Linked DNA regions of Mus musculus: regions 1 and 2 are each linked to region 3. The links are chromatin loops, found by intact Hi-C in ENCODE. Cell type or tissue: heart. All regions are shown on one strand. Region 1 holds the start of D230017M19Rik (RIKEN cDNA D230017M19 gene). Region 2 holds the start of Rpl37a (ribosomal protein L37a). Region 3 holds the start of Smarcal1 (SWI/SNF related matrix associated, actin dependent regulator of chromatin, subfamily a-like 1).

Evidence for each region. Hi-C counts contacts between places; a loop is a spot of excess contacts. Peaks named below come from ENCODE experiments on the same cell type or tissue, not always from the same donor. Only the 100,000 strongest peaks of a DNase experiment are listed, where the experiment ranks them.
Region 1: a loop joins it to region 3, with 2.5 times the contacts of the local background. A loop is called at or near these places in 2 of 42 quality-filtered maps.
Region 2: it touches region 3 in a loop (6-fold over the local background); 9 of 42 quality-filtered maps call a loop at or near these places.

What each region holds. Positions count from the first base shown.
Region 1 is chr1:72,239,246-72,247,245 of GRCm38, forward strand. D230017M19Rik (RIKEN cDNA D230017M19 gene) reads left to right here and starts at 4,748. Exons shown (of 4, transcript NR_155355.1): 1 at 4,748-4,918. It overlaps Gm24497 (a small nuclear RNA gene), which reads left to right and starts at 4,968; the gene lies at 4,968-5,158. In heart, a CTCF peak has its summit at 4,545 (motif pointing left); a DNase peak (open chromatin) is centred at 4,716; H3K4me3 peaks cover 1,240 bases; H3K27ac peaks cover 1,500 bases.
Region 2 is chr1:72,708,215-72,716,214 of GRCm38, forward strand. It overlaps Rpl37a (ribosomal protein L37a), which reads left to right and starts at 3,046. Exons shown (of 4, transcript NM_009084.4): 1 at 3,046-3,109; 2 at 3,458-3,586; 3 at 3,928-4,010; 4 at 5,288-5,599. The coding sequence starts at 3,107. The coding sequence ends at 5,351. In heart, no CTCF peak of the experiment used is centred here; a DNase peak (open chromatin) is centred at 3,057; H3K4me3 peaks cover 2,671 bases; H3K27ac peaks cover 1,500 bases.
Region 3 is chr1:72,578,606-72,586,605 of GRCm38, forward strand. It overlaps Smarcal1 (SWI/SNF related matrix associated, actin dependent regulator of chromatin, subfamily a-like 1), which reads left to right and starts at 4,646. Exons shown (of 17, transcript NM_018817.2): 1 at 4,646-4,833; 2 at 7,033-7,799. The coding sequence starts at 7,091. In heart, no CTCF peak of the experiment used is centred here; a DNase peak (open chromatin) is centred at 4,596; H3K4me3 peaks cover 2,035 bases; H3K27ac peaks cover 1,442 bases; H3K27me3 peaks cover 1,503 bases.

The DNA.
Region 1 (8,000 bases), 340 kb before region 3:
TGTGATGGGATCCGATGCCCTCTTCTGGTGTGTCTGAAGACAGCTACAGTGTCCTCACATACATATATAAATTCTTTTGGGGCTGGTGAGATGGCTCAGTGGGTAAGAGCACCCGACTGCTCTTCTGAAGGTCCAGAGTTCAAATCCCAGCAACAACATGGTGGCTCACAGCCATCTGTAACAAGATCTGACGCCCTCTTCTGGAGTGTCTGAAGACAGCTACAGTGTACTTACATATAATAAATACATAAATCTTAAAAAAAAATAAATTCTTTTAAAAAATATTTATTTATTTATTTATGTAATTTATTTATTTTGTGTATATGAGTACACTGTAGCTGTACAGATGGATGTGAACCCATGTGGTTGCTGGGATTTGAACTCAGGATCTTAGGAAAATCAGTCAGTGCCCTTACCTGCTGAGCCATTTCACCCGCCCATAAATAAATTCTGTTGTTATGACCACCTTGTTATGGGCACCTTGCAGCATGTCTTTGTTTCGCAGAGGCTGTTATGACCAACTTATGCTTTTCTTCTGCTTCTGTAACTCCACAGAAGTTATTTGCCTGCCATTTTCAGCCAATTGCAAATCCCTTATCTCTGATCAATAAAAACCTTATCTTCCCCAGTCAAAAGCTGATTTGAGCCTCAACTTGAGGGAGATACAGTCTGAGTACATGAATTTTTAAAAAACATTTAATGGTTTGCTTTAATTTGGCCACGATTTGGGTCGGCGGTCTTTCTCACATCTGTGGGATCAATTTAGTGATCTTATGGAATGCAAAGATGACAAACTATTCATCCTCAGAGAAAATGCACACTGTGTGTGTGTATGTGTGCGTGCATGTGTGTGTGTGTGTGGTGTGTGTGTGTGTGTGTGTATGTGTGTGTATGTATGTATGTATGTGCGTGTGTGTGTGTTGTGTGTGTGTGTGTATGTGTGTGTGTGTGTGTGTATGTATGTGGGTGGGTTTGTGAGTGTGTGTGTGTGTGTGTGTGTTGTGTGTTGTGTGTGTGTATGTGTGTGTATGTGTGTGTGTGGGTGTGTGGGTGTGTGTTGGTGGGAGTCTTCTGTAGGGAAAATGATCTGTTCAGCCTGCAGGGAAATGGTCTGGGTAAGGGAAGAGTGAAATTTGGTTCAGTTCAACTTAATTGCTATCTCCGGTTCAAACTTCCAGAGTCTGACACCAGTTGGTTTATTTTAGCTACATTGAAACACAGCACAATTTGAAGGATAGAAAGAAAAGGTTTTCTGATAACAGTTAACTCAGTCTCAAGTGTACAAAAAATTAACACATGTTACATTGAAATTCTTTACAAAGTACATCTGGCTTCTTTCTTAAAGATGAGTACTGTTTACTCAAAGGTAGCACCCAAATTGTCTAGGGAGATTGATTGGGGTAAGCATAGTATCTGTGGGAGTCAGGATTGGCTGGCCTAGGATGACAGAAGTCACCTATAGTGTTGGAAAGCACGGATGACGTCACTGCTAAGGATAGGTTTTATGGAGTAAAGCAGTGTTGAGGATTTGGAGGGAATTGTCTAGGATGAGTGAAACACATGAAAGACCCCCAAAGGGAGACCCTCACTCAAGTCTCGGGATAATAGCGGACCCTCAAGAACTCACAAGAGACCAAGCTTGATGCAAACCACATGAGGCTTTATTCAGGGAAAGCCAAAGCTCTAGGGACGACTCGTATCCCACGCAGGGTTAGAGGAGTCGACGTCGAGGGGAAAGGGGTCCCAGTTTTTATAGGCCCTCAGGGGGAAAGGAAGGGGGGAGTAGGGGATTTCCAGATCTAAACAATGTCTATTCTAAAATGATTTCTCAAGAAATGGGTATGGGAGGGGTACAAGGAAAGAGTCTGGTGCAGGTGCAGCAACTCCAGATTGGCCCGGCTGTGGCTTCTGGGGAGATTTTCTGACTCTTCCCCAGCAACCAATATCACAAACACCTGACAGTGGACTTCAGCAGTGGGCACACACCTGGGTTCAAGGAACGGTCAGAACATTGGCAGACACACGGGTTCAAATGAGTACACTGGCCATAGCATTATGCACCTCTATTTTTCTAAATCAGCAAAGCTAGTTCTGCTAACAATGAAATCTGTTTTGCCACTTTCAGGGCTTCTGTGACCTTTTACATCCTGTCAGGATCTTTCACACACTCTGGGGATACAGGCAGAGCCTGTAACAGCAGGTACCAAAGAATCACCAGGTTGGAAACTATATCCTTCTCCAGCATTCCAGGAGCAGAGGTGAAATCTTCTTTGTGTTTAAAGTTTCCTGGCATTTCCAGTGTTTATCTGTGTGCACGAGTATTTTTTTTTTTTTGTCCTCCACACACATATGAACCTTAAATGTCTATATGTGCCTTGAAAAATTCATGCTCTGATTAGTGTAGTGTGTCCTTTGTCCTTACCTCAGCCCTGTCTTTTCCATGTTTTAAACCTCTACAACATCTTTGTAAACCCTTTGTTTTGTTGTTGTTTTTTTGTTTGTTTGTTTTTGCTTTTGTTTTTTTGGTTTTTCGAGACAGGTTTTCTTTGTATATCCCTGGCTGTCCTGGAACTCACTTTATAGACCAGGGTGGCCTCGAACTCAGAAATCCACCTGCCTCTGCCTCCCGAGTGCTGGGATTAAAGGCATGCACCACATGCCTGGCCCAATATAAACCCATTGTTAACTACAGAGGTGTATCCAGTATTCCCATTTTATTGTATTTTTAAAGATTTATTTATTTATTTTATGTATATGAGTACATTGTAGCTGTACAGATGGTTGTGAGCCTGCATGTGGAGGTTGGGAATTAAATTTTAGGACCTCTGCTTGCTCCTGTCAACCGTGCTTGCTCCGGTCCACCCACTTGCTCAGTCCCTGCTCACTCTGGCCCAAAGTTTTATTTATTATTATAAATGAGTACACTGGCCAGTACTGGCAAGAATAATGATCACATGTATCTGGTCTCAAATCGTTTCCCACCTCTGCAAGGTTAGCCCTACAATAGTAAGTATCCCGTGCCCTCCAAGGTCTCATTGAGGTATCTGACAAAAATTAAGCAAAAATTAATGGCACAGCCAGGCGTGGTGGTGCACTCCTTTAATCCCAGCAGAGGATTAAAAAAAATTAATGGCATACAATCTTAGTGACTGTTCTGTTGCTGCATCATGACCATGGCAACTCTTTTTTGTTGTTGTTTTGTTTTGTTTTTTTGATTTTCGAGACAGGGTTTCTCTGTGTAGCTCTGGCTGTCCTGGAACCCACTCTGTAGACCAAGCTGGCCTTGAACTCAGAAATCCACCTGCCTCCCAAGTGCTGGGATTAAAGGCGTGTGCCACCACCGCCCCGCAACTCTTGTAAGAAAAGTCATTTCATTGGGGCGGGTTTACAGTTTCAGAGATGTGGCCCAATCTCATCATGGTGTGGTGGGAAGCATGCTGGTAGGCTCTGGAACAGTAGCTGAGAGCGAATTCCTGGAGCACGGGCAGAAAAAGATTCTGGACTTGGCATGGGCTTTTGAAACCTCAAAGACCACACCCAGTGACACACTTCCACCAACAAGGCCACACCTTCTAACCCTTGTAATCCTTTCAAACATTCCACTGCCTGGTGACTGAGCATTCAAATATATGAGTCTGTGGGGGCCATTCTTATTCAAACCATCACTGGTACCTTTACCTAAAGGATTTAAATGCTAATGACAATCCATTAAGTAGTTGATGGTTACAAAGTGATTTAAAGTTACAAATATAAGAAAACACAACAAAATCTCTGTAATAGGATGTATCAGGATGGTGTTTGTGTTTGGCATAAGAGGTCCCAAAGCCTTGGGGGCAACTCTAAGCCCAAATCCTACAATATTGAGTACTTACACATAAACACATTTAGAAGTTTGGTCTTTTAGTATTTTGCCCTTTATATTTGGCAGATTGTCTTTTACTTGAGGCTGGGTCTCATATAGTTTAGGCTTTGCCTGATCTGGTCCTCCATTCTGCAATTTCCAGTGGCAGTGGTTGGAAAGCATCCTACCCAGCTTTATTCCCTATAACACTCAAAGAGGCACAGAACCAGCCCAGAGCCTACAGCTCTTCGGGGTAAATTCCTCTCAGGATTATGTCTGTCCTTAAACTGAAAATGATCTAAGGTTCTGGGTACCAAGGAGCTAATAAGAGTAGTGACTGTCCACTCTTCACTCCCACGTGCCAAACATCATCGATCCCTGCATTATTATTGCATTTGATGTTAACCATCGGTATTTTTTAGCCTGAAAACTGTAGAAAAGTTCAAAGACATCACACAATTTATTAAGGATTTCAATATATGACATTTTTTTTTTTTGGTCAAGATTTACTACAGTTTTTACCTAAGTAGGTTTGCCTTGACAACATTGTGAAAACACCTAACAGAAAATCACTAGCCTGCTAGACTCCCTGTGGAGCCAGCCTCTCAACAAGGGAAGATTGTCTTAAGACAACGCGAACTAGGAGCAGTAGGTCCACCCTTCAGCCACCGTCCTGCCTCAGAGTTTATCCAGTGCATCTGGCCGTGGACATGCCCCCTTCAGGTCTTTCTATTTCCGGTGGATTCCAAACCGCAATAGTCTGTGAGTCGGCCTGTGAATCGCGGAGGCCGCGGGGAAGAGCTGATTTGCACGTCCTGCCTCCACGCGAGGGGCGTGGCGACGTGCACAGGCCTAATTTGGGCTTGTGTTGTCACGCCCTTCGCGAGGGGGCGGGGCATGCAAATCATACTCGGCGTGCGCGCTCGGGAACGCCGGGAGAGCCCGGGTCGTGGACGTTGAATCTGAAGCCGTGGGTGCTGGAGTGGGAGTGAGGTGTGGAGGGCGCAGACGCGGATCGGAGGAGGAAGGAACCGCGGGGGAGGCAGGAAGTGAGGGTTGCGAGCGGTCACCACAAAGGTAATGTGTCTCACGGACGCAGAGCATGGCTGCGTGGTCTGTATTTGGTATCGCTTCTCGGCCTTTTGGCTAAGATCAAGTGTAGTATCTGTTCTTATCAGTTTAATATCTGATACGTCCTCTATCCGAGGACAATATATTAAATGGATTTTTGGAACTAGGAGTTGGAATAGGAGCTTGCTCCGTCCACTCCACGCATCGACCTGGTATTGCAGTACCTCCAGGAACGGTGCAACCCCTCTGGGGAACAATGTTGGTTAAATGTAAGACATTTAGGACTATTATAGCTCGTAAATACAGGCTGCAGTTACTTTTTCTGTCTTCTTTTCTACTTTGTAGTTACCCGGGTCTCGTTAACCCCTCTTTGATAGACCAGGCTGGCCTCTAACTCGGAAGTCCGCCTGCTTGCCGCCAGTTGATCTTTTTCTATTGCTTTACTTTTCTTATTATTATTCAGGTTTCATATTTCCACTACCAGGCTTTTCAGGCAGAGCAGCTCGCTTCTTTACTTTTTTACACAGTCTTTCCATCCACTGGTCAATAACTGTGATTAGGTGGGAAAGACTCTAAGGTTTTTATCTCTTTTTTTCCCCTCTGGGGAATAATGCTGGTTTAATAAGAGACCTAGAAATTAGGCCAACGTGGATTTCTTACCAACCTGTTAGTTTTACTGCACATCACTCTACATTGCTGCATAATATTCTACATAATGTCTAGCTTTTGATCTGGAAAGAGCTGTGAGGCTGTAAGGTTACTAAGATGGACAAGTTATTTTCAGCTTACTGTCACAAAACACTTGCTAGTTATGTAAGTCTGGTGGCATTAAAAACTCTTAGGCTTGCATAATTTTTCTGAAAGCTAAAATTTTGTTGACTGTTTATGCCTATGCTGATTTTCACAGCAAAGACCCGCTCTAGGTATGTTATTTTTGTACAGTAACCTATAAATAATGATTCACTGACAGAAGTTGTGTCAGAGTCCTAGATTCTTCTGAAATAAATTATTTTTAAAAGGATTTATTTATTTATTGTACATATATGAGTACTGTACCTGCCTTCAGACACACCAGAAGAGGGCATCAGATCCCATTACAGATGGTTGTGAGTCACCATGTGGTTGCTGGGAATTGAACTCAGGACCCCCGCAAGAGCAGTCAGTCCTTTTTTTTTTTTTTTTAAGATTTATTTATTTATGATATGTAAGTACACTGTACTTCAGACACTCCAGAAGAGGGAGTCAGATCTCGTTATGGATGGTTGTGAGCCACCATGTGGTTGCTGGGATTTGAACTCTGGACCTTCAGAAGAGCAGTCGGGTGCTTTTACCCACTGAGCCATCTCACCAGCCCCTGAAATAAATTCTAGTGACTGTCCTGAGAAGAATGGGTAGAGTGCTGCCATTTTGTCCAAACTCAGGCGATTGTTTAAGCCTGAAGAATTAAGCAAAGTAATTTGGAGCTGTTCCCATTACAATGTGTTATCAAAAAGTGAAAAATGCCAACAACAACATCAAATTAACTACAGCTGGTACCCGGCAATGGCCTGCACATACGACCCCCACCCCCACCCCATTGCATGCATAATTTTAAAATAAGATGAAAATAAATGTTTAGGAGCTTGAGAAATAGCTCAGAGGTTAAGTTAGGGCACTGTCTGGGAGCCAATACCTTGACTTCCATGGGTACCAGGCGCACAGACATATATGCAAGCAACACACTCATACACATAAAGTCAAATATATTTTATTCTCTCATATATTTTATCTGGACTGCAGATGTCCTCTCCCTAGTGTCCCAACCCGTGTCCTCCCTAGATCCACCCTCTCCCACCTCCACTCAAAAAAGAGCAGGTCTCCCAAGGACATCAACCAAACACAGCATAAACAACCTACATTACGACCAGGAACATATCATTACTCAAGGCTGGATGAGGCAATCTTGTAGGAAAAAGCATCCCACAAGTAGGTAAGTGTCAGGGACAGCCCCCACTCTCACTGTTATGATTCCTCCACGAAACACCAGGCTACACGACCATAGCATACACAGCAAGACCTAGGTCAGACTCTTACAGGCTCCCTGGTCTCTTCAAGCCCCCACGAGTGTCAGTCAGTTGATTCTGTGAGCTCTGTTCTCATGGTGTCCCTTCTGCTAGGCTCCAGTCCCAGAACATTCTACAGACATAATAAACTTTGGGTTGAAAGTTTTGTGGCTAGGTTGGTGTCCCAATCCATCCACTTGAGGCCTTGCCTGATTACAGAAGATGGCTGGTTCAGGCCCTGAGAGTCACCATTACTAGGAGTCCTTGCTAGGGCTATTCTTGCAGGTTCCATGGAGTTTCCATTGCACTAGATTTCCACCTCTCCCCTTGAAATGTCCTCTAAATCCTCTCCTTTCTCCCAGTATTTTCTCCCCATTACCTGATCCCTCCTGTGCCACCCCCACTGTCTTAGTTAGGGTTTTACTGCTGTGAACAGACACCATGACCAAGGCAAGTCTTATAAAAACAACATTTAATTGGGGCTGGCTTACAGGTTCAGAGGTTAAGTCCATTATCATCAAGGTGGGAGCATGGCATGGCGCAGGCATTCATTCAGGCATGGCGCAGGCAGAGCTGAGAGTTTTACATCTTCATCCAAAGGCTGCTAGTGGAAGACTGACTTCCAGGCAACTAGGGTGAGGATCTTAAGCCCATGCCCACAGTGACACACCTATTCCAACAAGGCCATACCTTCAAGTGGTGCCGCTCCCTGGCCCAAGAATATACAAACCATCACACCCACCCACAAAATTTATTCTATTTTTCCTTCCCAGGGAGAACCTTGCATCTCTGCCTTCAGCCCTCCTCCTTACTTAGCTGTTCTGGGTCACTGGACCACAGTAGGACTGTCTTTTACTTTACAGTTAATATCCACTTATAAGAGAGTACATATCATGTTTGTGGTTCTGGGTCTGGGTTACCTCCTTCAAGATTTTTTTTTCTAGTTCCATTTGCCTGCAAATTTCACAATTTTATTGGGTTATTTGTTTGTTTGTTTTTTTTTTGTTGTTTTTTTTGTTTTGTTTTGTTTTGTTTTTTTTTGTTTT
Region 2 (8,000 bases), 130 kb after region 3:
ATAAACCCTCCATGAGGTCCCATCAAAGACAAGCTGATAGAACTGGTCTCTTCACTGAGGACTAACTTTCGTGGTACCAGAAAGAGCCATGCAAGCTTGTAAAAGAGGTAAACAACCAATAGTCCTACCCAGCTATTACACCTTAGAACCACAACAACTAACACAGCACAATAACCCTAAGGGTACAGTACCTTGGCTCTCTAGTTGAACTTAAGATATTCTCAAAATGACAGAGACCATGCCTGGTACTAGAGACCAAAGCAACTATCCAGGACTAATGAAGTCATGGACAACTGCCATTTAACTAAACCAGTATAATCTCTTATTATATACTAAATATTTGTCCGTATACCCAGAGATAAATGTAGAACTCACCCCTCATCAAGGAAACTTCACTTTTCATGAGAAAAAGACCATTATAGAAAAATATAACCACCAATCAAAATAAAGAGTTGTGGAGTCCAGTCCCAATGAATTCATCTACAAAGCACTTCCATACTCAGGGAAGGTTCAGGGGACATTATGGAGGAGGGTCACGAAGTATGCTATGAGACTTTTTCTCCTAGCAATGCCACAAGATTCACCCATAAACTCTCACAAACAGGACTACCAAAATAAACAAATACAACACCAATAGATACAACACCCAACACCCCCCCACACACACACACACAAAACTGAAGGCAACCAAGATATCTGAATAAACAGACAGATAGTCTTCCCCAGAGAAGAGCACACCACAAATGGTTAGCTCTAAAGACATGCATACAAATAAGATAATATATGATCAGTAGGTTACACTTAGGAATATATATATAGAGAGAGATAAATGAATACAATAAGCAATAAATTGTTATAATGCTATTAGTTTGAACAAGAGTAAATTGGAGTATAGGGAAGGGTATGGAGGGAAGAAAGGAAAGGGAAAATGATTTAATTATATTATAATCTTGAAAATATCCAAGAAGTTTTTAAAAAAAAATAAAAAAGCAAGTTAAATCCAGTAACTCCCTTAGGCTGTCTTGAACCCCTTAACTATACTCTGTAGAAACCTTTTTTTGTTTGTTTGTTTTTACAAGTTAAAAAACAAAAATAATACAGTGTAGGGTTTTTCAGTCTTGGCACAGACCAGGTGTGATGTCTGAGTACATGTGTGTATGTATGTGTGTGTGTAGTTGTCTATGCATAAATCATTGTCCTCTTCCTCACTAGAGGATAACGCCACCCTTATCAAATGTCTGCAGATATTGCTGTGTCCTGGGAAGGAGAGGGTAAACAAGATCTCCATGGCTGAGAACCATTTATGAAGTATATAGCAACTGGCATGTTTTTAATAAGCTAGCAAAGAGAGAATATGCTACAATATGCTAGAAACTGGAGTATAACACACATAATGGCATATACTGTTTTATGGGATTCTTGATTTTACTAGATTTGTATGAAGTGGGTCGCTGTGTAAGATGTCTTTCTTACAATGAATTAGAGTCAAAAAGACTAAAAGTCACTAAAAAGAGCAATGTAACCATCCTGGGCCTGTATTTAGCTACTCAAAAAGCTGGCATGGCAAGATAAAGGACTACCTGAATTGTAAAGGGAGTTCAAAGTTGGACAACTTAATGAGACCTTGTATCAGAATAAAAAATAAGAAAAGGCTGGGTATACAGTTCAATTATAGTAACTTGGGTAGTATGTATGAAGCCCTAGGTTCAATCCCAATACAAATAAACACATAAATAAATAAACACAATCTCAAATTATGGTAGACTCATAAATGCTAGCCCCAAATTACATGTTCCAAGAGGAAAACAAAACAAATAGAGGAAAAATTAAATAAATAATGTACAAAAATACTTAAGAATTAAGAGTTTCACAAACTTTCACATTACAAAGAGAATCAGTTCTTTTTTTAAAAAAAAAAAAAAGACAAATCTTTCCGAATATTTATTTATTTTCTATGTATAGATATTTTTCTTGTACACATATCTGTGGACCACGTGAGGTCACAAGGAGTCTCCTAAAAGTAGAGTTACACGCACTTTTGAGCCACCATGTGGGTGGAAAGCAGAGTCAATGAGCCCTCTTTCTAGCCCCAAGACAGACTTCTTTAAAATCAAACACTAACATCATTTCCCACTGGAAATCTTAAAGTTTAAGAAAATCTTAGGAGAGAGAAGTGTTTAAAAATTTCAGAGCCAGGCGTGGTGGCACACGCCTTTAATCCCAGCACTTGGGAGGCAGAGGCAGGCGGATTTCTGAGTTCGAGGCCAGCCTGGTCTACAGAGTGAGTTCCAGGACAGCCAGGGCTACACAGAGAAACCCTGTCTCCAAACCTCCCTCCCCTCCCCCCCAAAAAAAGAAAGAAAGAGAACCACCACTTTAGGGTCTTGGGTTCAAGTAGCCTCTATTCCTTACATTATCCCCAGAACTCTGATCAGCAACATTTCGTAACTCTTTTTTTTTTTTTTTTTAGATTTATTTATTTATTATATGTAAGTACACTGCAGCTGTCTTCAGACACTCCAGAAGAGGGCATCAGATCTCATTATGGATGGTTGTGAGCCACCATGTGGTTGCTGGGATTTGAACTCAGGACCTTCAGAAGAGCAGTCTGCGCTCTTAATCGCTGAGCCATCTCTCCAGCCCATTTCGTAACTCTTAATCGTGACGAATATGACTGTCTCCCAGCCGAACTGTAACTCGGCCTGGGAGCGGATCCTAGGCGTTTACTATGGCCAGCATCTAGCACCCGGCCTGGCGATTTTCCGAAGTATAATATAGTGGGAAGGCAATGCGCCTCAGTCACAAACGTCGCGCTTTAAACACTTAAAGGCAAGCCACCTAAAACCCGTCTCTTCGCGAGCAGAACGCAAGAAATCGCATCTGCTCTGCAGAACTTTGGTTATGTGTAAGCTAAGAAGGATGTGCTTCCAGCTCGTGAACCACTTCTGCGCATCTATGCATTTCTCAGTGGAGACAGCGAATAAACCGCCAGAACACCGAGTTCACTTCCGAGAGAGGAGGTCGCGTCACTTCCGCTCGCCGGTCTAAAACCGCGCATGCGCATTGCGTCCCTTCCTCTTCGGACTTGGGCTTGGGTTCCGGCGACATGGTGAGTGTCTTCGTAACCGCTTTGGAAGTCGCTATCCATCGTCATCTGCCTTAGTCTCCGGCGTCCCGCTCTCAGCCCACCTCGGGTAGTCTGTGCTGTCCCTGTCCTGTCTGCTGTCGGGCTTCTCCCGGCGTCTGGAGCCCCGTACGCGGCCGGAGGCGGCTCGGCGGGGCTTGGCCCAGCGCGGTAGTTAATGCACAATCTGGAGCCTTTTGGCGCTCTGTGGGCGCCTTCCTTGATGGTTGAGCTTGAGGGAAAACAGGATTCAGCCGAGTTTGTGCTCAGCGGCGCGTTGGCGTGCACCGACTGGCTCAATGTCTCTGCTCCGTTCCTTTCCTCTGTCAACAGGCTAAACGCACCAAGAAGGTCGGCATCGTCGGCAAGTACGGGACCCGCTATGGTGCCTCCCTCCGGAAAATGGTGAAGAAAATTGAAATCAGCCAGCACGCCAAGTACACTTGCTCCTTCTGTGGCAAGGCAAGTCGGCCTCGGGTTAGGGAGGAGGGTGCCATTGCTCCCGAGCTAAGGCGGTTTGGGCTCGCTTTTTGCGGAGCATTCGTTGTTTACTTGCAACTAGTGAGGAACTTAAGGGTGAATGGTTTGGAGAGGAAAAAGTCCGATCTTGGGAAATTGATAGCGATGTCAGCGCATCTGTACCAACCCCAAAGAGGTCTGTTTAGCCTGTAAATAATACTCTGCTTGGGTTACTAGAATTTAACTGCTAATGGATAAGCTGGCTTTTCCATAGTTTACTCTCTGGAAGTCTCAGGGATTTTTTTTTTATATATATTTCATAACAAGATCTTAACTACTTACAGACCAAGATGAAGAGACGAGCCGTCGGCATCTGGCACTGTGGTTCCTGCATGAAAACAGTGGCCGGTGGGGCCTGGACCTACAAGTGAGTGTTTTCTCCTGTGGTATAGGAAAGGCTATGGACTGCACAGCCCGTGTTCCAGGTCTGGTGCATATCGGATTTGTTTTAGTTTAAAGCAAATCATGAGTTTGGGTTTAAAAGTTAATAGTTTTTGGTCAGGGCTATACAGTGAAACCCTGTCTCAAAAACAAAGTTATGGTTATAGATAAAAGCTCAGAGCCGGGCGTGGTGGCGCACGCCTTTAATCCCAGCACTCGGGAGGTAGAGGTAGGCGGATTTCTGAGTTCGAGCCCAGCCTGGTCTACAAAGTGAGTTCCAGGACAGCCAGGGCTACACAGAGAAACCCTGTCTCGGGGGAAAAAAAAAAAAAGAAGAAGTTCAGACTTTGATTCTCATATTCCTTTTGAATTGTACAGTCACCATGCTCTTTGGAAAATTACAGTTGATCTAAGTCCATTGGTGTTTGTGCTGGACTTGACTTAACACTACAAGTTATTTCTATAAAATGGTTTGAGGTTAATTGACTCGGGATTGTATAGAACATTGGAGGCTGTTTGGGCATATTTAGTGCTATGACCTTGACAGAGCCAGATGTTGTTGAAATGAAGCCTCCTGTCATTGTTTGCTTTGTTCTTAAGAGCTTTAGCATCTCAAACCAACAGCTGCCCCTCCACCCCTGAGTTTGCTGGCCAGAAGTCTGGTATCCAAGTGGTGTGGTGTTTTTATACTTCCAGCATGGCCCTCTGAGTGTGGCTAGTTGCTGAGGAGGTGAACATGTGGGTTGCAGTTTTTCTTGACGCCTTGGTATTGAAAAAACAGTCTGAGTGTGTTTAAGAGCAGCTTGAGTGCACAAGGAGTAGTGGTAGCAAGTGCTCTGTCCTGATAGGTGACTGACTATTCATACACAGTGTGTGGTCTGGCTGTTTGGTTTGGGGGTGTAGGCTTAAAACTTATCATAGGCCTCCTCTATCCTGTCTACAGAGGAGAGCACCTTAAGATCTCGTGGAGTCTGGGTCTGTCTCTTTTTCAATATTGAAGAAATCAGATGCTCAAGCACCTTAGAATAGTGAGAGTGCCCCAAGTCTTGGCTTTTGAAGGGTGCCACCATGCCAGTGTGACATCAGCACTGGTCTTGTTAGGTAAGGTTCACTGCAGCATGGTTGGTGTTGGCGAAGGATGCTATCATTCTTTCCATGAGAAAATTAAGAAATTTCAGGACTATAGGGGAACAATGGGACAGATACACTCAGGTGTTCTATGTTAACATTCACAGTTATGTTGGAAATGGTTTTTCTTCACAGCACCACCTCTGCAGTCACAGTGAAGTCTGCCATCAGAAGACTGAAGGAACTGAAAGACCAGTAGAAGCCCTGCTGTCTGAGACTTGCCTAGCCTGCAATAAACGGGTTATTTACGTAACTTTTTTTTTTTTGCCTTGTTTGTGGTTAATTAAAACATTTGGTGTGTGTTCTATTTTTTATTTTCGAAAGATGCTTGTTTTGAGACATACTGTGTGACCCTGGCTGGCCTTGAGTGCCTGGTTCTCCTTACAAGTGTAGATACATCTGGCTTAAGATTTTAGTCTTTCAGAAATAAAAATGTTGCTAAGACAATTATGTACATAGCTTGGTTTGCTATATTGTCAGCAAACTGAAACTAGAATATTTATAGAAATGTTAATAAGATTGAATTAAATGTAGTGTGAGTACTTGGTAGGAAATAAATGATAATACATAGGTAAATAACAAAAATGAGGGTCTCCTGACAAATTTAGGGTTTAATATATTTAGGAATAGTTTTATGGCTAGCCTTTTCTGAAACTTTACAGTTAACTGCCAGGTTTGTCAGTTATGCTTTGACCAGCCATGCCAAAGCTACTGGACTCCTTGGGAGCCACCAGACAAGTCCTATGCATTCCAAGTCCAGAACAGTCATTTTCCTTAGAGTAAAAGCTTGACCTTTTGTGGGCCCATCCCCATCTTACACAGCAGTCACTTCTGACTTTCTTATTCTGAGGTTTACTCGGTTCCTGTTACCTGTGCTCCAGTTCTGCCTAGACACATCCTAAGCAGTACTTACTAGACCTATAGCAGTAACCGCTTGAAATTTCAAGTAAGCAGTTAAACTTGTGTGTGAGAAGTGCAGGGGTTTTTTTTTGGGGGCGGGGGGTTACTGTATGCGTGTGTCTGCATCCCTGTATGCATGGTGTCTGAAGATGACACCAGATCCCCTGGAACTGGAATGACAGTTGTTACTATGTGATGGAAGAATTGCCAGTGCTCTTAAGTGCTAAGCCGTTTTTCCAGCCCCCAAGAAATTATGTAATTTCTAAATGATGGAGCTGGGTTTGAATTTTGGTCTTATACCCCAGAACCAAGATTCATAGCTGTTTTTATTTTGTGGTAGTCCAGTGGCTGAAGCCACAAGTAGGAAAGTGGAGGAGAGAAGGCTGGAAATTAGATCCTGCCTTTTGAGTTGCATTAGGTTGGCTTCCACGTGCTCCTTCCTGGGCTGAGCTTGACCTCTGTTACAAGGTTCTCCGAGTCTCTGGTGCTGGGCAAAGGCAGGGATTTAGAAGAGCCTACTTTCAGATCGTGATTGCTTCTTGATTTAGGTTGGGGGGTGCCAGGGAAATTTTTATGTGGCTGTAAATATGTGAGTAGGAAAGAGGCATAAAAATCAAACATTTACTGATAACTGTAATTTTATCATTTATAAAAAACAAGCAAATCGTAATTATTTTCACATAAAGAATTAAATCTTGGACCAGATGAGACAGTTCTAAGTGGAAGCCTGAGAGCTCTCCTACTTGGAAGTTAGAGGATTGACCACTCCTAGAAGTTATGCTGATTTCTGTGTGCATATAAACATGAGTATGTATAAAATTTTGCTTAGATATTTGATGCCACAGGATGCAGAGCAACTTTCAGAGTTTTAACTTTATGATTGGCAATGTTGAGATAGAATGCCTCAAGTGTCTCAAATTCTGTGCTTAGCAATCATTGTTAGAATAAGAAATAGAGCCAGGCAGTGGTGGCGCACACCATTAATCCCAGCCCTTGGGAGGTGGAGGCAGGCAGATTTCTGAGTTCAAGGCCAACCAGAGTGAGTTCCAGGACAGCCAATGCTATACAGAGAAACCCTGTCTCAGGGGAAAAACATACACACACCAAAATAGTTTCTAATAACAGACTAGCACATTTACATAGCTCATAGGAAACAGTTCATGGAGGATTCAATTAGGAAGGAAGGCAGCCAAAAGATACCAGTGAGTTTTAAATGAGAATAGGGCCAGGTAGATTGCTTACTGTGTGAACCTGGATAGACTGGAGTTTGATCTCTGGAACCCACATGGTAGATTAAAAGAACAGACCCCACTAAGATGTCATATGCCTGCCTTTGTACACCATGGCACATAAAGAATTTCCCAATAAATAAGGTTTTTTGTTTTTCTTTTGAGACAGGGTTTCTCTGTTATTAGCCCTGGCTGTCTTGGAACTCACAAAGCTGTAGACCAGGCTGGCCTTGAATGTAGAAATCTGCCTGCTTCTGCCTCCCAAGTGCTGGGATTAAAGGTGTGTGCCACCACTGCCCAGCCCCAGTAAATAAGTCTTAAAATAGGCAGGACATAGTGGCACTCATCTTTAATCTCAGCTCTTGGGAGGCAGATACAGGTGGATCTCTTGTTCAAGGCCAACCTTGTCATGTAGAGTTCAGGACTACCCAGGGATACCTAGATCCTTTCTCAATAGCAATAACTTTCGAAGGGCAGCAGGATGCATTGAAATGACAGCATGTAGGTTTGGAAAGGGTAAATGTTAAAATGTTCTAAGGCTCTTGTATTCAGGAAGGGGTCTAATTACAAGTCAAACATCATAATCTCTAGTAATCATCGCTAGAACAGTGGAAGTAGAATTAGAAGCTCTCAGTCACAAGATGGGGAAGGGGGCTGACATGCAGCTCAGTGGTGCTTGGCATGAGCAAGGCCTTGGGTTCAAACCCAGCATGGCCCCA
Region 3 (8,000 bases):
GGGCATCAGCATTCGCCACCGTGCTGTTTCCTGACTGCGGATGCGATGTGACCCGCGGCCTCAAGCTCTTGCAACCACACTTTCCCACCGAGATGGACCGCACCTCAACTGCCAGGCACAGTAAACCCTGCTTCCCTTGTTCCTGCTTCCCTTCCCTGCTCTTGTTAGGCATCTTGTCATAGCGATGAAGGAAGTAATTAATAAATCTTGGCTCCCAAAGAAAGAACAGGAAAGCTAAGGGTAATTCATAAGGGAAGCAGAATCAAAAGTAGAGAGTACAGGAGTCGGGAAGCTCAGTGGTAGTGTACTTACCTAGCAAGTATGAGGCCCTAGGTTAAATTGCTAGCCTGCACTCTCCTGAACGGTTGCTCTTAGCAGGGTTTTGTTTTTTTTTCTTTTTCAAGGCTCCGCCCAACAGTTACCTAGCAACAGCCACGTAGGAGCCTGGCTCATTTACAAAAAGGACTCTCCATCTATTCTCTCTCTCTCTCTCTCTCTCTCTCTCTCTCTCTCTCTCTCTCTCTCTCTCTCTCTCCTCTCTCTCTCCTCTCTCTCCTCTCTCCCCCTTCCTCCCTTCTTCTCTCCCTCCCCCTTTCTCTCTTTCTTCTCTCCCCTGTGTCCCTGTCAGCCTCTTCTTCCCCTCTTTCTTCCCTCCTCCCTCTCTTCCTCTGCCCCTCTTCCCTTCTCACCAATAAACTTGCTTTTATATTAGGCCTGTCCTATGGCTTCCCATGGCTTGATTGTTCAGGGGGACGGACACCTTGGCCCCTCCCCTCCGCCCCTTCCTGCTCTCCCCCCCCCCCCCCCACACACACACACTCCGCCATTTTATAAAACACAACAGTTGCCTTGCTTTTAAGTCATGGGGAACGACTTCAGGGAGGGAAGGTTTATTTTGGATCATGGCTTCAGAGGGTGGGAGGGAAGAGTGTGTCACAGCAGCTCAGTTCATGATGGCCAGAAAGAACACTTAGAGAGGATGCTCACATCACAGTAGACCAGGATGCAGAGAGAACATGACCGGAACCGCATACAGGGAGCCTCCTATAAACTTCAAATGCTTCCCTTAGTGACCCGCTCCTGCCAGCCAGGTCCCACCTCCTAGAAGTTCCATGGCTTCTCAAAATATCAGCATCAGTGAGCACTCGGAACAACAACCTGTGGAGGACATTTCAAAGGTACAACAGCAAGTTCAAGGCCATTCTAAAAGCTGTACGGCAAGAGCTAAGGAATACTAGACCTTTAAAAATGACACTGGGCTGCACAGATCGCCCCAACACCTGCACCTTCTCCCCCTTTCATTGCATCCCTTGTGATTAAACTCTTGGGCTTCAGAGATAGCATAGTGGGTTATTTCGCATGCACACTGTTGTGGCAGAGAACCCAAGTTCAGTTCCCAGAACTCACATAGCCCTAAACACACACACACACACACACACACACACACACACACACACACACACACTATGGTAGTTTGAATAAAAATGCCCCCCTTAGGCCCATGGGGAGTAGCCCTATTAAGATGTGGCCTTGTTGGAGTAGGTATGGCTTTGTTGGGGGTATTCCACCAGGAGGTGGGCTTTGGGGTCTCAGAAACTCAAGCCTCGTCAGTGTGTCACAATTACTATCGATCAAGATGTAGAACTCTCAGCTACGTCTCCAGCATCATGTCTGCCTGAATGCTGCCATGCTTCCCACCATGATGATAATGGACTAAAATTCTGAAACTGTAAGCCATGCCCAATCAAACATTTTTCTTTATAAGAGTGGCCTTGGCCATGGTGTCTCTTCACAGCAATAGAAACCCCAAGACAGACAGATAGGCAGGCAGACACACACACACACACACACACACACACACACACACTCTTAAAATAAATAAATAGGGGAGGGGAAGGGAGAGGGGGGAGGAGGGAGAAAGAGAGAGAGTTATATATTAGCCCTAGTACCTCCTAGCTCTAAAATTCAAAGTATACATTTATGAGTCATCTATTTACCAATGGCCTTTTATTTGGTACATAGCTCAGTCCTGAAATAATGTTAACAGGGGAAATGAGCTATTTTCACTGAAATGCATGACATGGAGCTAACTTTGAATTTTGTGTGTGTGTGTGTGTGTGTGTGTTGTAATTAAGACAGGGCTTCTCTGTGTAGACCAGGCTGCCTTCAAACTCACAGAGAGCCACCTGCCTCTGCCTCAGCAGTACTAGGATTAAAGGTGTGCCCACCACTGCCCAGCCCTTTTAATCATTTTAATGAATGGGTTTTCACTGTTGTCTTAAGAACTTCTTAAAGTAGATAAACTGTTTAAAAAGTGGGTGTGTCGGCAAATGCCTGTAATCCCAGCTCTTTGGCGGCTGAGGTAAGAAGTTGTGGAGTTTGAGACCAGCCTGGCAAGACAGACTTCCCAAGTATTTCAACAACACTTCCTCTCTCTCCTAAAAAAAGCTTGGCTACAGCAAGATCCCAGTGGATTATGTTGTTGACAGAGCCAACACTAGGAATTTTGATTGAAATCTGATTGGTTTGCTTTTTGAAGATGAGTTTTAGACTAAACAGTGACTTCACGTTTAGGACGCTAGAGCTAGAAAGGAGACCATATCGTTTAGTTCAATTCCAGACTTTCTAAGTTGGGATTCCTAGGAGCAAGATACATGGATAGATAGGAATCCAGCATTCTGAGGTTAGGATGCATGGGCCCAGATGTCCTCTGATTCACATCAAAGGACACCATATTGCTCTATGGGTAAATCAGCTGGGCCTGGAGAGTGAAGTGACTGTCATGTGAATTGGTGACAGGCAAGATGAAGGGCACAGCACTTGGTCTTAAGAAATTAACTGTCTCTGCAGGGGATAGGAAGAGCAAGACAGGTGCTGGCTAATTAGTAGCTGTTCACACTGTGAAGCAGGAAATGGATGCTGAGTAGTAGGGAAAACCAAAGATATAAGATTTACCTCAAATACTAGCTGTAAGTGTTGCAGCTCTAAGGAAAAAGGCTCTGCTACACAAGTTCTTATAGCTGCCTGGAAAGATTCCCCAATGCAAGTGTTATAGCTCTGCTCCAGAAGGGGATAGTTCTCCAGGCAAAGTGTTTTGCCAAAGCTCTGCTCTGTCCAAAATGTTACAGCTCTGAAGGGAAAGGAATCCTGGCAGTTGGGAATACCACAGAGTCACACCACACAACAAACTTGCCACAATAGACTTCTTGGAAGGTGGGAACTCAGGAGGGCAGCTGCCTCTGCTCCAGTGAGAAGCAGCAAAGGACTGGGCAGAATGCAGGGTTTATATAGGATTTCTAGAGGGTGGGTGGGATTTCCAGAGTGGCCTGGGACTCAAGGATTGGTGGGATTTTTTTTTCCTTGTAGGGTGGGGCTTGAACCCTCTCCAGCTACACTGGTACAACCACTAGTGACATCTGCAGGGCAGAGCCTGGCCACTTGTGTGCCTTGAGGGTTTATAACCTTTACAAAGTATACTTTTACAAGAGTTCAGGCACTGAAAGCCTTCCCCTGCCCCTTGAGTTGGCATGAATAGCCAACACTAGCAACATTCCTCTTCCTCCTGTTGTGGGCTGCTATTTTGATAGCTCCTGTGTTCATGATATCTTACTGCAGTCCACCTCATCGTCTCTTCTTATTAAAAAACACATCACATTTCCCTAAATGTCTGGTCATTTCCCCAATTAACTCTGTATTCAGAGATCTATCTCTTTGCAATGAGCTCTGTTTGAAAACAGAATCGTTTCAACCTTTCCGTGTACGCTGATGATAGAAGAATATTATATTCAACCATTGGAGGACAGAAAGAATGCTGTGCTCAGAAATGGAGTCAAGTAACCTTGATAGTATCTGATAGATGGGAGGGCTTTGGAATCAGAATAACAAAGTAGCTAAATACAGCCTGGAGAAAATTGTGGACCAGTCCTAGTTCCGTTTTCTCATTTATAAAATGAGGATAATGGAGCTGGGTGTGTGGTGCACAACTTTAATCGCACTCCAGAGAAGGATCTCTGTCAGTTTTAGGCCAATGATACATGTTAAGATCCTGCCTTTTGAGGAAAAAAAAAAAAAGATATAATAATAATCTTATGATGGTGCAAGTCTGTAGGAGGTGGAGGCAGGAAAGACATCCTCTGGTACAGGGTGAGTTCTTAGACAAGTCTGGGTTACATGAGTTACTGTCTATGTTTCATAGGTTGTAGTTCGGATTAACTTAAGTTCCTATTAATGATCAGCACGCTGACTGATGGAGGCTCTAAAAATTTCAATTCCTCTTTGGTCTAGGAAAGCAGATACTCAGCAGCGGCTGGGGCTTATAAGGACGGCACTATTAGAAACGGGTGTGCCAGGAAAATCTTTATTAAGTATCAAATCAATCTGGCTGTCTGACATGTCTGGAGACACCCCTGACACTGAACGCTCAGCCTTCCTTACGCCTGATTAAATGTTTGGAGAAACTGAGAGCTACAACTCCCAGGGTGCACCACACCTTGACCCGCCCACAACGTTACGCCTCTCAAATTCACCAACCTCCAATGGGCAGGCTTTCCGATTCAAACTACAAACCCCAGAAGGCCCTACACCAAGTGTACTATCACCCACAATTTATGACCGGGATCTGCGGCCGTACTGGCTGTTGGGAAATGTAGTTCGACGGTGGCCGAGCCATTCAAATGCCAATGGCCCGCTCCAAGATGGGTGAAATTGTAGCGCTTGAATTCTAGTTCCTCTAACAGTCCAACCAGAAGCGAAAACTGCCTAGGCAAGGCTCTGAAAGACGCTCCTGGTCTAGGGCTGTTCTGCTAAGGTGCCTCACCTTACTGGCCTCGCTAGGTAAGAAAGTGGGCTGCGAAGGAGGTAGCAGCATTGGAGACGGACGAGACCAAATACGGCAAGAGGAGGGAGCAGTGGGGACGGGAAGATCCAAGTGGAAATGCTAGAGGCAAAGTGGGGCGGGGCGTCCCCTTTTCTCAGGCACCCAGGATGTGCACAGGAAGGGAAGGGAAGCCCAGGTCTCAGCAAAGAGGAATGTCTATGTGGTGGTGTGCATTTGTGGTTTATGGTTTATTAGTTGGACCTCTCATTCCGTGGTCTCATCTCCCCAACTGGGTCAGTCAGCATACTAGGCCTTGGTAGGTATAACCCTAGTTGAATACAAGGCTGAGAGTTTTCATTGCTGCTGGCTGGCAGGCTTGAGTGTAACATCTGTGAGAGGAGATGTTTTGGGGTGCTTTGTCTAAAGGGAGTCTTAGCAAGGATTAAAATGTAAACCCTCTGAAGTCAAGAGTCTAGAGCTTTCTTTGACGGCTGGCGGTGCTACTGGAGTATTTCCTATGTTACAATCATTATAATATAAAAGTAACTTTTATCCTGTTGTAGTTGTCTGGGAGGCTCACTGCCTCCATCTGCTAACCTAGGCCTAGTCCTGGAAGCTTCTAGCCTCCTTATATTCTGATCTGGGCCTTGAATGTTTTCAGCCCCTTGAGACTTGCTGCTGAATAAACTCACCCTTTCGTGTTTTTTCTGAACTCTAGCTGGCTGGTTCAACTCAGCTGTTCTGGCTCAGACTTCTTTCCCCAGCTGACTGATTCAGTCTGGCTTTTCTCTCCGCCTCTGAATTGCTCTGTTTGGTCTCAAACTCTAGGAATCTGGTTCTAATCTTCTGGCTCCTTCTCATTCTCTTGCTCATTCTATCTTTACCTGTGTCTGACCTGTTCTTTCTTCAGCCTGTCTCTGTAAAGCTCTCCCGGTAAAACTGCCTCCGCCTCCCTCTCTGCTGCTCTACTCTTTCTCTCAACTCTACCGTATCCTGTGCTGTACTCTCTCCTCCTGCACTGTCTGTCTCTCCCTTAAGTGGCTTCCCGTTCCTCATGAGAGTTGGGCATATCCTATTCTGTCAAATCTTTCTGATTCTCGTCACTTTGTCTGCCACTCAATTAGACATCGTTTTCAACATGGGTGCTTTCTCCTACAAACTAACTTTACCTTCATTGTTTTGGAGTCAAAGGTGAGTACTAAAGGCATATCTGTATTCCAGCCAGAGGGAATGTGTCAAGGGCTGGGCCAAACCCTAACTAGAAACTCAAGTTCAACTATCCTGTAACATTATAAGGTAGTGCTATTTGGGTAAGGCTTAAGTCAGACCCAGCCAGAGAATTTGGTGTTCAGGCCCCTGCATCTAGAGCATTGTAAAACTGGTTCAGCCTATAGGAAAATGTCTAGGGTAAATGAAATCACAGTACAGAATAAATGTATGATCTTACGCTGTAATGAATACCTGTGTTTTCCAAATATGTGGCAAGAAAAGTTCAGAACTATGCTGTGCTCTGAGTGGTGGTGATGTGTGTTGGTTGAGTTGAACTTAACCCTTTATGTCTTCTGTCTGAATTTGGCACAGTGACCCTTGTCCCCAGTTCTCCCCTTTGTCCCCTTATTTTTCCAAGAGTCATTTTGCTCTTGCATGTTGGAAGTCAGGCTCTAGGACCAGCTGCTCTAGCTTGCATTTGGTCACCTGCAGATTCAACAGAAATGTAGTGAGGATGGAAGGCAAGGGGAAAATTTAGTGTGCAGTCTCTCTGAGGCTCTATCTCCTTCTTCCAGGTTGGAAACAGGCTATTGGAGCAAGCATTGTGGCAGGGTATGAAGCTGGTCATTGGCCAGTCTATTTCTGTCTGATCCACTAGCCTTTCTAGTTTAAAATGTAGTCTTTGTCCATTCTAATGAAGTTAGATTTCACTGTAAAACTTTCTTGGGATCTGCTAACTCACTTTGGCTAGCAAATGAGAAGGGGGAAAATACCCCAGTGAAACACAATCCATTTTAGAATAACGCTTTGCTTTTTCATCTGGATCAGTATTTTAAAATATGCTATTTACTGTCTGTGTGCATATGTGTGTCTATGTGCTTTCATTTTAATTATAAAAAATATTTCAATTCATCCCTTAGCTTTTTCTAATATGTTACCTGGAACAAAACCTTATTAATCAAACATGGTGGACGTACGTTTTATTTTTGTCTTTTTACCTTCCCCAGCTTTTACCAACTTCCCAACTAAAGGGTGACATCCCTGCATGAGCCTATCCTGTTAAAAATGTCCTTGCCACTTACAGAGGAGCAGAGGAAAAAGATTGAAGAGAATCGGCAAAAAGCTTTGGCCCGTCGAGCTGAGAAGTTGTCAGAACAGCCACAGAGCGCAGCTTCAGGCTCCTCTGCTGCCGGCCCGTCCCAGTCCAAGCAGGGCTCTCTCCTGAATCTCCTAGCGGAGCCTTCAAAGCCAGTGGGCCATGCCTCCATTTTCAAGCAACAGAATCTCAGTAATTCATTTCCTACTGATCAGAGACCTCACAGCTCCCGCTGTTCTCAGCCCAGCCCAGCAGAGGAAACGACGGGGCTATGGAAGACCCAAGGAGAGATGTCCACAGCCTGCCCAAAGCCTAACCCAAGTCCTCCAGGAGCCTCTAACCAACCACTTTTGGGTTATAAATCCAGCGAGGGTCAACCCCAGGCAACCTGGGACACAGGAGCTTCCTCTTCTGGACCATTCCCCAGGGACCCCGAGTTAGAGGCCAAGGCAGCAAGGCCTTCCACCTCTAGGCAGAGCATTTCGGACAGCTTTTATGTGTTAGGGGGAAAAACACCTAGGACAGAAGGGAGACCCCCAAACATACTGCAAACCACACCCCAAAACACAGGCTTTCTACGGGGAGCGTGCATAAAGACTGGGGATCGCTTCCGGGTAAAGATCGGCTACAACCAAGAGCTCATTGCCGTGTTTAAGTCTCTGCCCAGCAGACACTATGGTAATGAGGCTTTTTCTTTTTTCTATTTTTGGACTCTCTTCTAACAGCCCCTCATAAATATTAAGAGGGCACATTGGCACATTACATTTTTCTATTTTAGCTGGCTTCTCCCTTTGTCTCAAGCAGCTGTTAAACTTAGCTAGTACACGGCCAGAGAGAGAACGTTCCCTTGTTTACTGAGGCGCCAGTGCCCCTGCCAGG